Regions from separate parts of the Mus musculus genome. Here region 2 is linked to region 1. A link is a loop called in an ENCODE intact Hi-C map of the cell type or tissue named here. Cell type or tissue: left cerebral cortex. All regions are shown on one strand.

Evidence for each region. Peaks named below come from ENCODE experiments on the same cell type or tissue, not always from the same donor. Only the 100,000 strongest peaks of a DNase experiment are listed, where the experiment ranks them.
Region 2: it touches region 1 in a loop (5-fold over the local background); 10 of 42 quality-filtered maps call a loop at or near these places.

What each region holds. Positions count from the first base shown.
Region 1 is chr8:47,740,598-47,748,597 of GRCm38, forward strand. It overlaps Gm31786 (predicted gene, 31786), which reads right to left. Exons shown (of 4, transcript NR_166572.1): 3 at 7,683-7,808; 4 at 4,110-4,520. Among named protein-coding and RNA genes, the nearest start is that of Gm31786, 5.6 kb to the right of the region's middle. In left cerebral cortex, a CTCF peak has its summit at 3,022 (motif pointing right); DNase peaks (open chromatin) are centred at 3,022, 4,339, 5,502 and 5,851.
Region 2 is chr8:47,818,584-47,826,583 of GRCm38, forward strand. Cldn24 (claudin 24) reads left to right here and starts at 3,560. Exons shown (of 1, transcript NM_001111318.1): 1 at 3,560-4,222. The coding sequence starts at 3,560. The coding sequence ends at 4,222. Cldn22 (claudin 22) reads left to right here and starts at 5,899. Exons shown (of 1, transcript NM_029383.1): 1 at 5,899-6,892. The coding sequence starts at 5,946. The coding sequence ends at 6,608. Wwc2 (WW, C2 and coiled-coil domain containing 2) reads right to left here. Exons shown (of 23, transcript NM_133791.5): 23 at 7,499-8,000. In left cerebral cortex, no CTCF peak of the experiment used is centred here; DNase peaks (open chromatin) are centred at 4,246, 5,378 and 5,869; H3K27ac peaks cover 1,091 bases.

The sequences.
Region 1 (8,000 bases):
CTCAACTGCCCTGGATGTCCCCGCTCTGGGAAGGGTGCTGCCTTTGGATTTCAGGCTGCCTCAACCCTTGGAGTTTGTGGAATTTCCAGAAGTCACAGCCCTCACTGCTTCACACTTACCCTTAGCAGCTACCAGCTTTCTTCAGCCAGCATTTTCCTCATGGCCTGGATACTCTTCAGAGGCAGCTGAGTTCCTCTTTGCTTCCACCCAGCCCCAGCAGAGGAAAAGTCCCTTTGTGGGAGGCAGCAGGGGTAGGGTAGAAACTTTAAAGGGGGTAGGCTTGGACTTTAAAGTCATCCTGGCATCACGGTAGGTGTCTGGTTCTGTATCCTCTTAGCTGTGTGAACTTGTACCCAAAACTGGACACATTGCCCAGCCTCTGTTTTCTTATAGGAAAATGGCAGCACTTGGCTCAGAAGGCTGTGTAAGGACTGAGGGCTTGCCTTCATCAAACACCAGTTTTCTCCTAAGGCACCCACTCTTTTCAGAGGAGCAACATAGAGGGGGAGCAAGGGGGTGGGGAGAGAAGCCAGTGAGGAGAGCAGGTAGACAGAAGAGGAGGAGAACAAGAGGGCATGAGGGGGAGGTAAGAGGGTCCCGAGGAAGGTGAGTGCAGAAGACAGACATGTTAAGAGCTGAGGAGTGATTCCAGAGGATGTCTTTGACAGAGATTAGACACCCGTCAAGCACAACTGAAATCCTTCCGTGGTTTGAGGCCGAAAGCTGTCCTCACTGACTAGACCGGGGATGCATAAAGAAACACCTCCCGTGGGCCACACCCAAAGTCATGGCACATTGCTATTGGAAAAGTTTTATGTGTCTTCCAACCCATCCACAGGCATGAAGATACTGATGGCCGCGTATGCTGCTTCCTTTGTACATGTGTTCCAGTTTCACCAGACCTTCTGGGGGACATCATGTGAGTGTCCTGTTGCTGCCCCTTCCTCCCTGTGGAGAGACGTTAATACCATCTATTGAGTCCAGATATGGCACAGATGACATTCCAATGAAATGGCTCCATCCGAGTCTAGTGTAGTGAGCCAATGCATTTATTGGGATTCTCAGTGACTCAGGTAGCTACATCCCTAAAATTCTTACCCTAGCCTAGCATAGGCATAGGACGACTTATGAGAGTCACATTCTAGGAGTCCTCTGTGTTCCTGGTAGGCAATTCCAGCAGAGCTTCCCCTGCCCCAATTGTGTGCTGTTTGTGTAACCCTTAGGGTGGAAGCTCCTGGGTCTTGTTACTTCCTTGTGTGTTTTTTGAGCCCCTCTCCCTTTTCTCTAGGGGAGAATATTTCCTTCTTAGGAAATAGGTATGCGAGAACCCGTTATCATTCCAGCAGTTCATCTGTCTTGGATGATGTTGAGGGTCGTGGGAGAGCTTTCCTAGGGGTGCAAGAAAGAACCTTCACCGTGTGAGGTCTCTGTACCACCAGACTCACCGAGCTCCTCCCGGGCGACAGAGTAGAGGCATAGAGAAGTCATATAGTAAAGTGCTGTCCCACTGAGGCCACCAAGCCCCCTAGGGGTGGAGAAAGGCTGCAAGGGTCTCCCCATGAGACAGGGTCTCACACTCAGGGGAACAGACTGTCCTTAGGGATCAGACTGTCTGGAGCAGGCATGGATCTGGGCAGCAACTGATGGGCTCGGGTTAAAGGCTCCGTGTTGGCTCTTAGATAAATAGAACCGCAACCCCCCCGAGTCAGGCAGGAGACCCTCAAACAGAATGGCTTCAGTTTCTTACCACACAGGCATGTTGATTTAATATACAATTCACAGTATGGCATTTTAAAAAACACTCTGTATCGTAAGGTAAAATTCATCACCACCAAATATATAGTATCTCATTAGAAACACGATCATCTGGGACTAGAGAGATGGCTCAGTGTTTTAAGAGCACCTGTTGTTCTTGCATAGCACCACATGGTGGCTTTAGCTACAGGGTATCCATTGCCTCTCTTGGCATCAGACATGTACATGGTACATATACATACGTGCGGGCCAAACACTCACGCACACTGTTGAGATTTGAATACGAATGGCCTCTGTAGGTTCCTATGTGTGAATACTTGATCTCCAACTGGTGGCTGTTTGGGAAAGATTAGGAGGTGTGGCTTTGTTGCAGGAAGTTTAGCGTGGTGCAGGGGGTGAGCTTTAAGGTTTAAAAGACTCTTGTCTTTCCCAGTGTTCCCCCTGCCTCCTGCTTGTCGCTTGGAGATGTGAACTCTCTCCACTGTTCCCGCCTCTATGTCTTTATTCCGCCATCATGGGCTCTAAGTCTCTGGACTCATGAGCCTAACTAAAAAGCCTTTCTTATAAGTTGCCTTGGACATGGTATTTTATCACAGCAGTAGAAAAGTAGCTAAGACCCATAGGTCTAAAATATTTGTGCTTCACCATGTGTCCTGTGGGCAATAGAGCACAATTTAGTGTGTTTCCTTGCAACCCCTCCCCCCTGCCTCCTAGGGTACTGAGAAGCCGTTTTGCCGCAGGGAGGCACACAAGGACATCTAAGGTGCCATTCATTCTGGCTCACAAGCCCATTTGCCCTTAGCTATGCAGGCAAGAGAGTCAGGTTCAGTGTTATTAACAAACTTTAAGCAAGAACGGTGGTGGTGGTGGTGGGGCATAGAGCAAAACAGCCATAGAGAGCCCTTTGTAACCGTTTAGTAACCCGAACAGAAAAACCTTTGATAAACTCCCCGGAGAGCTTAAATATTTTCCCTCTCTCCGGGCCCAGGTAGCGATGCCAGCAGGTCATCCTTGAAACAAGATGACCAACTCCATCAACCTCAATACGCCCTAATCCTTCAGGAAGGAAGTAGGGTTTGGTTTCCACACTCGCTTTAAAAAAAATCAGGGCTTTGTTCCTCCGGATTGCTCTTCCAGGATTTGTAACACACGGTGACTTGATTTGGCAGGAAAAGCACCTTCTCAACACAAAGGCTTGTTTTATAGGCTTTGAGCTCCGTTCTCCAGGTCTGCGGCGCGCTCCTGACATTCTCCACTGTGGCCACTGGGTGGCGCTGGAGGAACCGGGATTGCCTGGAAGGCTGTTGCTTTCCATTTTCTTCCAGGGCGCCTTGGTTGTGCAGGCACAAGCATACCTGGATAGTCAGATCCCGCTAGACTCCACTTTTCATATGGATGGCCCATGTTTTGTTTAATTTTTTTTATTCTGTCATATAAATAAGGACAAAGTGTGCTTAGAAAAAGAGATGATTTTATTTGGAAAACGCTTTTTATCGGAGTATAGAAGACCGTTTGAATTAAGAATGGACAGAATGCATCTTCATTCAAGTGGTCTGCCTATGTGCCATCCAGTTTGCTGTCCTCCCTGTAAAAGCTAGTGGCATAGTTTTCAATTTACTCCTTCTCTCTCCTTTCCGTTTTCGTTTCTTCCTCCTGTGTAGTTCTCACACCCCATCATCTCCCTGCATCCCGAGTGCACTCCACTGCCTCCTCAGGGATCATTTGAACAACACTGGTTTGGCAATGTCTCATCTTTAAGACCAAACTAATCTACAAGTTCCTTCCCTAACCTCACCTCCTCCTTCGACTACTCATGGTCTGTCTTCCTTCCCTTCCCAACAAACTGTGGCACTCCCAGTTTTCCTTTTGTCTACTCCGATTCACTGCTTTGGTGTCTGTCACTGCAGCATCTCTGAACCCCACCGCCCAGTGGTCAACCCCGGAGATTGCTTTTGCCCACTTTCTACAGTGGCTTCTCTCTCACACTGGATCTGATGGTAGAGTTCTGTCCTTGGTTCTTGTGACGCTCATATCCCTCGAACAACCCGGAACTCTTTTGGGGGGTTACTGTGAGCTACATTTCCCACCAAGCATTGCAGTAGCTGTAAAAAGCAGCTTCAGAGGCCCCACCCACAACATGGCTTGAGCCTAAATTCTAAGCAGAACCAGAGTTCTACATTTCTATCTACATTTACACATTAACTGAGGGCAACCTTGGCCAAGTATCTTGAGTATTGAATAGGCCCCCGAGGTAAAAAAAAAAAAAAGGATGCAGAGAGAGGTTGCAGGAGGGAAGATTGTGTTTAGGCATTAGTCACTGTAACAAAATAACAAACACCTTAAAACAAGAAAGATTTTTGTTGTTGTTGTTTGTTACTTTGTATTTGTTTGAGACAGGTGCTCCCACTACATCTCCCTGGGTGGTCTGGAGCTCTCACTGTCGGTTAGGTTGGCCTTGAATTCTTTCTTCTCCTGCCTCAGCTTCCTCACTACTGGGTCTGCAAATGTGCCACCTCACACGAGTTGGGAAGTTTGAACAGGGATCTGGTACGTGGGAGATCCGTAACTGTTCCCGAGAGACCATCTTCGGCAGCTGCACTGGAGCACCAAGACCTGCTTCACGATGAGTCACTCATACGGCCAGAGAAGTGCAATTAGCTGCCGACTAAGAGCTCAGTCAGGGGAAGGGCCCCTGATTCTTCTCCATGTGACTTTTTATGATCTGCCTGGGCTTCCTTACTAGGAGATAGGGCCCAAGAAAGACTCTGAAGAGACAAGAAAGATAAATTATCAGGCTTTTGTTGTTATTGTTGTTGTTCGTGGTGGTGGTGGTGGTGATGGTAGTATTGGTGATGGAGGTAATGGGTTTTTGTTGGTGTTGGTGTTGTTGGTGGTGTGTGTTAGACAGCGCAGAATGTGGTCGGGGGAGCTGGAACTGTCCATGTGTGGAGACTGGCATTACATACTGTCTATGTAGACCAGGCTAGTCTTGAACTCACCTGCCTCTGCTTTCCAAGTGCTGGGAATAAAGGTGTAAATATTATTGTGCCAGGCTTTGAGCATGTCTAACTGGGAATTTGATTTGTTTTTAATTTGCTCTACAAATTGGTTGGCTCAGTAACAATTCTTTATTATTATTATTATTATTATTATTATTACTATTATTATTATTTAAAGATTTATTGTCTTCAGACACACCAGAAGAAGGCATCAGATCTCATTGCGGATAGTTGTGAGCCACCATGTGATTGCTGGGATTTGAACTCAGGATCTTCAGAAGGCAGTCAGTGCTCTTAACCGCTGAGCCATCTCTCCAGCCCTCAGTAACACGTTCTAAGTTGTTTAATCAAGAAAGGAGGCCATGTGTGGTGTCATACACATTTAATATCAGTGTTCAGGAGGCAGAGGCAGGGGGATCTCTGTGAGCTGAAGTTCAGCCTGATCTACAAAGCGAGTTCCAGGCCATCCAGGGTTATAGTGAGACCCTATCTCAATTAAAAGAAAATTGTAGGTTATGTTTCAAACAGTGCCCTCACTTTCTTCATTACTATTGGCCCTTGTCTTTTTAAGCTGGGACTCAGGGGGTGGGGATAGCAGTCCCCAAAGTGGAGCACACAAGGTTATGACCATGGCCTTATGTTCTTTATTATTCTACCCCAGTCTTAAGACTTTTCCTCTTTAGCCAAAGCCAAGCTCGCAGGAAAAAGAATGGCTGTCAGTAATTTGATTCATCGCCCTTTCCAGGAGGTTGGAAACAGCCAATGCTGGCGTTTTAAAGCAACCTGACACTCCCCTTTGAGGGACAAACGAACGGTTGAGTTAAGGGACAACAATGATCAGAAATGCTGGAGCCCATAGTTGCATGCACGTGTGAGCCCCCCCACCCCCCACCCCCACCCCCCGGGGCCCACAGCAGCTGACCTTTCAAGGCCTAGGATGCATTCTTGCCTCTTCAGTTACTGTTGCAGGTGGGTTGTTATTATTATCGTCATTGGAATGGTTTGGTTGTTTTGATTTGTTTCAAAGGCAGCACATTCATGGTCACGAGGTCCTGGCAGGCATTTCTCTCTGAGGCTGGTGATCAAGAAGCGAGATGAGATGCTAACTAGGGTAGGACGCCAGTACAGCAGAACTTCCGTGGAAGTGGCTAATTTGCTGGCTCAACCCTGCTAAGCAACCAAACGAGGTAATGACTCCCGTCTCTTTGCGGACTCCGACCAATTTGAGCTTGTGACCTTGAGTGACACCATACTTTTCATAGCTATGTACTAAAGGAGAGAGTATTGTGCAGTCAGTGAAGCGATTCTTTCCAACGATATAGGCGACAAAGGACAGAAGTGTACCAAGGACTGAGACCAGGGGAGACCAAGTAACTCAGTCACTGTGGCAATTACACCCATTAGGTATGTCTCCCAGATATAATCTTTCTTTTGCAAGCATTGCATTAATTTTCCTAAAGCACACACACACTCCTTCACTCTCCTCAACCCTGGAGTTCCACATGACTTTCTCCTGCAGGGAGTTTGTCAATTGCAGTGAATAAAGTGGACGCCCAGGTCCAAGCACTTTCCCTTGGAGTGACAAAAGACTCCAGAATGTCAACCCACCTTGGGAAACAGGAATCATCCCTTCAGGATTTCGCTTCTTTTTTTTTTGTTGTTGCTGTTGTTGTGGGTTTTTTTTTTGTTTTTTTGTTTTTTTGCTTTTTGTTTTTTGTTGTTTTTGTTTTTCGAGACAGGGTTCTTCTGTGTAGCCCTGGCTGTCCTGGAACTCACTCTGTAGACCAGGCTGGCCTCGAACTCAGAAATCCGCCTGCCTCTGCCTCCTAAATTCTGGGGTTAAAGGCATGCGCCACCACCGCCCGGCAGGATTTCACTTTTTTCAAGAACTTACCACACGCCTTTGTAAAGGGTCTGGCCAGTTTGTACATCAGTCTTCTTGGAACATCTCCGCTGGATATTTTATCAGTCTCCACAGACTTTGGGGTTCCATTGACCAGGGTTCTCTTGTCTGCTGCAGTTTTTTAAAAGATGATATTTCTTTTTAAATTTAAATTATTATTTTTTTTTCCAAGACAGGGTTTTTCTGTGTAGCCGTGGTTGTCCTGGAACTCACTCTGTAGACCAGGCTGGCCTTGAACTCAGAGATCTGCCTGCTTCTGACTCCCAAGTGCTGGGATTAAAGGCATGCGCCACCACTGCCGGGCAATTTAAACTATTTTTATTCCATTTTTACCTGTATTGGTATTTTACCTGTGTGTATTTTCTCTACCTTTTGTGTACCTGGTTCCTATGGAGGCCAGAAGAGGGCATCAGCCCTCCAGAACTCAAGTTACAGATGTTTGTGAGCCACCATGTAGGTTCCAGGAATCAAACCAGGTCCTCTGGAAGTGCCAGACTCTTCTGTCAAAACCTTTTGAAAGTCACTCCTTAGTTTCATTGTCAAAACCTAAATGGGATGGCCTAGTCAGTCATCAATGGAAGGAGAGGCCCTTGGTCCTGTGAAGGCTCTATGCCCCAATGTAGGGGATTGCCAGGGCCAGGAAGCAGGAGTGGAAGGGTTGGTGAGCAGGGGGAGGGGAGAGGGAATAGGGGGTTTTTGGAGGGGAAACCAGGAAAGGGGATAACATTTGAAATGTAAATAAAGAAAATAAATACTAATCATTATTATTAATATTATTAATAAATGGTAGGGGTTAGGGGCTGAAGAGATGGCTCAGCAGTGCTCATTACTCCCTCAGAGGCCCCGAATTCCATTCTTACCACTGAGGTTGAGCAACTCACAACTATCTATAACTCCAGCTCCAGAGGGATCCAACACCCTCTTCTGTCCTCCTCGGATACCCTCATATATGTGTGATGAATTCATATAGATGTACATACATACACATAAACAAATCTTTAAAAGGTAGAGATGGATTAAAATACCTATACATATAGCTCATCAATTAATTAGACCAAGACTTTGCCTCAAATCATTTTGTTGCAGGAGTCCAAGATAGGTGAGGCAGGTAGACCAAATGGCTCTTTTGTCCTTGTCTCACTTGGCCATACCTAATAGAGAAAGGTTCAAAACAGAAGGTAAATTGAAAAGGCGAGTAAGACCCATTATTTCACATGTGATTTTTGAAAAATGCTACTTTATAAATTTGCATGGATTTTTTTTTTTTTTTTTTTAGGAGAGCCAGTTAGCAACTTGTATTCCAAGATCAATGGTTTTTGGGCAAATTATTTCACAGGAGTGGA
Region 2 (8,000 bases), 78 kb after region 1:
TGATCTTTATTTATTTTTCCTTATAGTAAAATAACTTGAACACACCTACCTCTATCAGCCACAAGCAACACAGTCTTCCAACTTCTGAGATACTATGCAACCTTGGCTGACCTTGAACTCACCGAGATTAGCCCACATCTGCTCCACAAGCCTTGGGATTAAGGATGTGTATCACCACCCACAGCCTCTTTCAGCACCTTTGCCTCCCTTGCCTGTGACTACCACTGTTTCCCTTTGAATGTTTAAATATTTGGGGCTGTTCTCATCTGAAATGCAGCAAGCACTCCCGAATCTCTAGCAAGCTCACAGGTAGGAACCTGAGGCTCTTGGGTTGAAGAGTGAACCAGGAGGGGCAGGCCAGGTAGGTGTCTACAGGGAGCTGGCACAGGCTGTCACAGGCTGGAGTGCGTGGTAAACCTGCCAAGGTCTGCACAGCCAGTCAGTTTGATTACCACAAACCCAGTCGTGAGCTTTAAAGACAGAAAACCAAAGAGAGGCCATCTTCCCTACGCATGTGTCTCCAGAATGCAGATCTGGCCAACAGCTTGCAAACAGTTTCCTGGGATTCACTTTTGGTGATAGATTTATTTTCTAACAATGGCTGCAGGAGAGTACGCTGCTCTGGGAATGGGTCCTTAGCCCTCCCTCAGCCGAGCTGACACAGCTCTGAGCAGAATGGAATTGTGTCTTCAAGTGTCACTCAAATAGCAAATCACAGAGTACTCAGAGATGATTGGTTGTCTTAAGCAGCGATGTGCCGGGATGGTTTGTAACAGAGTGTTTATCTATTCTTACCCTGGACCAAGTGTTTTCTCCTGGCAGGTGACAGGTCCCGCTCAATTGGAACGGTTGTTCATGGTTCTTCTCCAGGGCATGCTGACCTTGTGAGTTCTGTTTCTCCGTCTGTGTGCCTATGTCTTTGTCTCTCCTATTGAGAAAGAATGAACACGTATAGAATAGTCATTGGGTGGAAATGTTCGCCCTCTGGCTGACTTTGCCCTTCCTCCATGCTCTAGAGGTGGGAGCCCTCCTGGTTCTGTATCTGGGATTCCCTTCCACTTGCTGACTCCTTCATGGGGTACAACTTTCTGCTTTGTGGTCTTTAAGGGTCTTTTTCCCAAGGCCCTTAAGCCCCAGCTCTCTCCCTCTCCCCCCCTCCCTTTCCCCCTCCCCCTCTCCCTCCCCCTCCTCCCTTTCCCCCTCCCCCTCCCTTTCCTCCCTCTCCCTCTCCCCCTCCCATCTCTCTCTCTCTCTCTCTCTCTCTCTCTCTCTCTCTGCCTGGAGAAATGGTTCAGTAGTTGCTCTTCTAGAGGACCCAGGTTCGATTCCCAGCACCCTCATGGTGGCCCACAACTACCAATAGCTCCAGTTCCAAGGGATCCAACATCCTCTTCTGTCCTCATACACATAGTACACAGACATACATGCAGGCAAAACACTCATATGTATAAAAATAAGAGAAAAATAAATATAAAGAAATTAAAAACTTTCTGTTTACATGGGTGTGGTATGGCTGCATATTTGTGGAGGTCAGGGCATAACTTCTACAGTTGTTTCTCTCCTTCTACTGTGTGGGACCTGGGGATTGAACTCAGGTCATCAGACTTGGCAGCGGGTGCCTTTACCCACTGGGCCATCCGGCCTGCCTCTCAGCTCAATTATCTCCAGCCCTCTGATTTAGTTGTTTGCCCACGCTCTTTCACACTCCAACAAGGACCCCGCAGGGCAGAGGCTGAGTCTACACCACTGCTCTTGGTCACATGTCTGAGACTAGCCCTATAGATCAGGCTGGTTCAAACTCAGCCATCTGCCCGTCTCTGCCTCCCGAGTGCTGGGAATAAAGGCTTGCACCCCCAGCTTAAAGAAGACTGTTTCAATGTGATGTCAGTGTTTTCCTCGTTAATGGTTGCTGCTGTTTGGCCCTTCATTGCCCTGCCAGCCTCTGTAAAGAAAGCTTGAGCCCCATCTTCTCTGTCTCATGGTGACAGGCCCCAGGCCCAGTGCCAACCCTTTCTGGACCATGTGTGTCTGTGTTGGTTCACTCCGCTGAAGACACCAGTCTAGCCTATGGGATTCTGATGGAAGGAAACTAGTTTCAGAAGAGCAGAAGAGTGGAGTGCTCGCCTAGTGTAGGCTTGGGTAGGGACGAGCCTAGCACTGAGGAAGGAAAAAGCATCCATGTGTTGGCAAACCTTATTTTGAAGTGCTGGGGATAGAACCCAGGGCCTTTTGCCCATTAGTCAAAGGCTCTACCATTGAGTTACAGCTATGGCTTTAGTCTGACAACCTTGAAAATATAAGCTGAAGGCAAAAACAAAACAAAACAAAACAAAACCGAACACCGCCCCTAAAACGACTCTAAGGCTCTCCGTGGACACACTGGGCTTTAGAGCTTGTACCAGTGTCTTGAATGATCTTCTCTGGTCCTGAACTGTCCCTGTCTTGTGTACCATGAAGCATGGTGGGTCTCCAGTGGGCTGCACTCATCCAGGGAAGGCGCTCCCCTGTAGGATCCCGCATGCTCTGTAGGTGTGGATGTTCAGAGACGGGGGCTGGGCCCCACCAGAGATGGAACGTGCTCTGGGAATCCAGAGCATGTGGCCTTTTGTCCTGGCCTGGGAGGGAGGCCCAGTGTTCTTTGAGGGGTCATGCTCGCCTGAGGTATGTTCTCAAGGTGTGGCCTGAGCCAAAACAACAAGATGAAGCCTCAAAGGTCAGCCCCAGCGTGGCTGTTACTCTCATACCAGACTTTCGTCTTGAACCTGAAAGGCGCCTTCATGCCCGCAGCTCCTCTGCCTTTTCAGATGAAGTGGTGTAGAAAGCTCTGCTCTGGGCAGTGAGCAGCTCCCAGAGACACATCAGCCTTTACCCGGTGTCTGTAATGAGGGGGGACTAAATACTGTTGGATTTTCCCACAATGCCCCTTTCCTCACGCAGTTTCTCTGAGTACCAACCGGGGTCCTTACATTTTAATTAGTGCAGTGAACTGCCAAGTCCCGAGGGAGTCCCCATGACACTCAGGAACACAGGGTGAGCTCGTGTGTAGGTTAAGGATGTCTGAGGAGAACAGAGATTATAGGGAAACAGTCTACCTTTCTTTACAAGGCCTTGTTTCGCATCCCTGAAATCTCAGATGCGGCTATTACAATGAGGTCCTGTTGTAGAAAGAGCTGGCCTTTTATCACCACTTAAAATCTAATTAATCCATATTGAAGCACAAAGATTTCTGTTGTACGTTAGGGTGAGGGGTCATAGAGACCTCTTTGTTCATCTTCAGACTTATACTCGTCAAGCACTGGGGATATAATTTTACCAAGCAAATTGGAAGGTAACAGATCAAATCCTTATCAGAGAGCCTAACTCATAGTTTTTTAACAGAGTCCTTCACCCTTTACATGAAACACTATATTCAAGAGGAACAAAAACGTATTTTAGAGTGCCAGAGAGTTAATGACCAAAGCTTATACCCTGGGCAGCACAGGCTCAAGATCATTACGCCACTGTCAACCACAAGGGACGGCAGATCCTATAGAGTGGCTAAGTTGTAGTCTCTATCCCGATGGCTTTCATCTTCAGAACGGCCATGCAATCAGTAGGGCTTTCTCTGTCATTGCTGGGATGGGTTCTAGCCATTATTACCACATATCTACCACACTGGAAGAACCTTAACTTGGAGCTGAACGAGATGGAGAACTGGACCATGGGGCTCTGGAAATCCTGCGTCATCCAGGAGGAAGTCGGGAGGCAATGCAAGGACTTTGACTCCTTCCTGGCCTTGCCAGCTGAACTGCAGGTCTCCAGGGTCTTGATGTCCCTGTGCAACGGGCTGGGGCTGCTGGGCTTGCTGGCCTCTGGCTGTGGCCTGGACTGCTTGAGGCTTGGAGAGACACAGGAGGGTCTGAAGAAGCGGCTGCTCACCCTGGGAGGGACCCTGCTCTGGACCTCGGGAGTCATGGTGCTAGTTCCTGTCTCCTGGGTGGCCCACAAGACGGTGCGGGAGTTCTGGGATGAGACCATGCCTGAGATTGTGCCCAGGTGGGAGTTTGGGGAGGCCCTGTTCCTGGGCTGGTTTGCTGGCTTCTGCCTGGTGCTAGGAGGGTGTGTGCTTCACTGTGCAGCCTGCTCGAGCCCAGCTCCTGCAGCCTCGAGTCACTATGCAGGGGCGGGACCTCGAGATCATGGTTCATACCTAGAAAATGGAACTGTACAGCCTAAAGTGTAAGCCACCAGCAGGGCCGAGTCGTGTCCTTAATCAGCTGATTACAAAAAAGGTCTCTGTTGTGTCCTTATGTAACTAAATCGTACTGCTCACATTTTCTTCATTCAATAGCTGTTTTTAACATTTTCTTTTTTCTGTACTAGAGGTTCACTTTTTCAAATCTGAACGAAAGGAAGTCTATAATGAATTTATTATGACACACATTGCATAGCTATGTGTGGAAAAAAAAGACTTGCCATTGATTTGATTATTTAAGCCTGTGTATGCTGGGGATTGTCCAATTTGTCTAGTGCTGTGATACGTTCACTTTGTGGGAAAGCTGTGTTGCTGTCTATGGCTGGAAAGGGTAATTACTTTCCACTTCCTAAAGAAAATAATGACAACCTGCACTCTTTTTCTTTTTCTCTCCAAGGCAGGGCTTCTCTGTGTAGCCCTGGCTGTCCTGGAACTCACTCTGTAGACCAGGCTAGTCTTGAACTCAGAAATCTGCCTGTCTCTGCCTCCCAAGTGCTGGGATTAAAGAGGCACGTGCCACTACTGCCGGGCGATAATCTGCACTCTTAAGTATTGTTAGAGTCCCAGGCTAAGCCAGTCCCCAAATGTCATCTCCATTGTGGGCCTGCTCTTTAAACAAAAGCATTCGTGTTGAGCTATTTCCAGGAACCTGGTGAACTGGAGGAGGCTTTTGGAGGCTGGATGATCCTGGATGATTCTTGGTGTTCTGGGTGATTCCAGATGGACCACCAGAACACCAGGGTCCTCTACTAAGTAGCTAATCTCTGTTCTCATTTCTTTCCTCAAAAGCTTCAAATTTAAAAAGAAAAAAAAAACCACAAAAAGCATTTAAAAATTTTTTTTTGCTATCTAGATTCTGTCTGTGTGTGTGTCAGAATGAAAGCGTCTGTGTCCAGTTAAAAAGGACAGATGTGAGGCTGTCTCTTGGAGTGGTGAGCAGTCTAGAAAGCATATTTCAGTAAAGATGCAAAAGGCAAAAACTGCCCCCCCCCCATACACAAATCAGGACAAGCGCTTCTGGCTTAAGCACGTGAGTGAGCTTAACACAGGCGTGGGGAGAGGGGAGCGTGTTTCACGTGCTCCATAGAAAATGCAGCCAGAGACTTTCCAAACAGGCCTGATTTCAAGTCTAGAGGGATTTCTGTTAAGATTGATTTATTTGGTTAAGAAATACTTCTCTCTGAACCTTTTCCCCAACCGCGGTAACGCCCAGTATTATCATAACACACACATACTGAAATGTGAGAGCTATTTAGCTGATGAATATCTGACAGGTGTAATTAGCACAGCACAACGCGGGAGGAGTTGAACCCAGACCTTCAATTAAACATTTTTTTTTTTTTTACATTCAGACTTAATTCTCTGACTTGTTAGGAACGCTGGGAACGTGAAAGGCAGGTAACCTTCACAAAGAAAGGATTAGCGCTGCCTGACCCAAGAGGCTCACTGATAAAGTGCTCTGCACAAAACTGAGCCCACAGGGCACAAACAAGGCCCCGGGGCCACTCCTTAGCATGGCTGGCTCTTAGCAGTGTTTCCCTGTCCGCTTCTGAAACCTTTCAATATGGACTCAAACAATAGATCTGGCAAACGTCCTCCTATACACACAATGCAAAACTATGTCTGAGCTCCTCAAGAGAGAAGTGTCACACTTTCTTACAGCTAAGCGTGGGGCAGGAGTCGGGCTGGCTCAGCCTCCCAGAACGTTCTAATGGGCTTAGTCTTCCGAACGGCAACGCAGGCGGCTGCACTTCTGCTCTCCCTGCTGGGATGGGTTTTATCCTGCCTTACAAACTACTTGCCGCACTGGAAGAACCTTAACTTGGAGCTGAACGAGATGGAGAACTGGACCATGGGGCTCTGGAAATCCTGCGTCATCCAGGAGGAAGTCGGGAGGCAATGCAAGGACTTTGACTCCTTCCTGGCCTTGCCAGCTGAACTGCAGGTCTCCAGGGTCTTGATGTCCCTGTGCAACGGGCTGGGGCTGCTGGGCTTGCTGGCCTCTGGCTGTGGCCTGGACTGCTTGAGGCTTGGAGAGACACAGGAGGGTCTGAAGAAGCGGCTGCTCACCCTGGGAGGGACCCTGCTCTGGACCTCGGGAGTCATGGTGCTAGTTCCTGTCTCCTGGGTGGCCCACAAGACGGTGCGGGAGTTCTGGGATGAGACCATGCCTGAGATTGTGCCCAGGTGGGAGTTTGGGGAGGCCCTGTTCCTGGGCTGGTTTGCTGGCTTCTGCCTGGTGCTAGGAGGGTGTGTGCTTCACTGTGCAGCCTGCTGGAGCCCGGCTCCTGCAGCCTCGAGTCACTATGCAGTGGCGGGACCTCGAGACCACCAGCAGCATCTGGAGCTGAAGCAAGCCAATCCAGAAATCTAAGCCCGGGCTCATTGGCGTCTCTAATCTCACTCAGTCGGACTTGGTAGGCTCCCACTTTAATCACCCCTACTGCCTGCTTCTGACTTTCTGAAATGCATACTTCCCTCCTGTGGCTGTTATCCGCCTCAGACACAAGTTCTTTCTACCACTGAGTAAAGCACTTTTGCTTTCTATATGGAGGCCAAGTGGGTGAGGACCTATTGATGGAATCTGTCTTTACTGTGCATAAACTAGGCTGCGACTGTGCACACACAGGGCACCTGTAAATAAAACGTCATCTGAGCACTTCTGTATTGAGAGCAATCATTTGGGAAACAGATCACATGCTTTTCGGTGTCTAAGATGACTTAGGAAGCTAAGGTCTCAGTGGATAGTGAGACAACTGTAACAACTGATGAGAGTTAAAAAGAAAATTCCTTACAGACTCATCAGTGAGAGAGGGGCACCTCTCTTTCAAAAAGAATCCTTTCTACATCAGACACACTCATCCATGCCTGGGGCTGAGCAGGGCAATCTCAGGGGAAGAATTCTGTCACATAAAAGCCCTTCTGTGTCTGTACCGTGTCACACAGTGGAATGTCCAGCCTGCCTTGGCTCGGTGGCAGGGGCAGGACTGGTGTCTGTGGGCAGTGCCTCCTGGGCTGGCTGTCTCCTCTTGAAGGAGACACTGTCAGCTCCGGTGGTTTAGCAGGGGACCACGTACCGCCAGTCCTTGTTTTCCTTGAGCAATGAAAACATCCTATCTCATTTAGGGATACAGTCTTAACAAGAATTATTCACAACAAATTTCTGGCTTGAGGAATTCTTTGTGGAATTGCTCGATACATGGTTCAAGTAGATTCTTGTATTTGTGCCAATCAGGGAAATTAACTGAATAAGCAACATTAAAATGCAGTATTAGGAAATATGTATTGTTTAAAAAAAAATCACTGAATTTTTTCATCCACAGACACGGGGCAAGTGCAGCAACAGGAGTTAATATGGGCGATGTATTTACACACCATTACAAACAGGACAAATGAAAACAGAAACATTTCCAGAATGTAACCTGATTAAATGTTTGAGTCCTGAGCTTCTCATATTTAATACAATATAAATACATAGCAAAAAGATTTTAAATGTATGTAATTTGTATGCTACAGAGACTCAGCTAAACTTTGTTATTTGGCAAGTTAATATCCTCCTTGTACCTGTAACACTTGAGTCTGATAGACAAAAATGTAATATACTGATAATCCAAACTTGAGAGCTAAAGATTAAACTCTTTTTACCCTATGCAGAATAAATTCTAAGTTTAAAAATATTTTTAATAATATTAAATTTTTTATTCATCCATATGGTTTTGTGATCAAGTTAGTAAAAAAAAAACTTTTTTTAAAAATCATTTGGGTC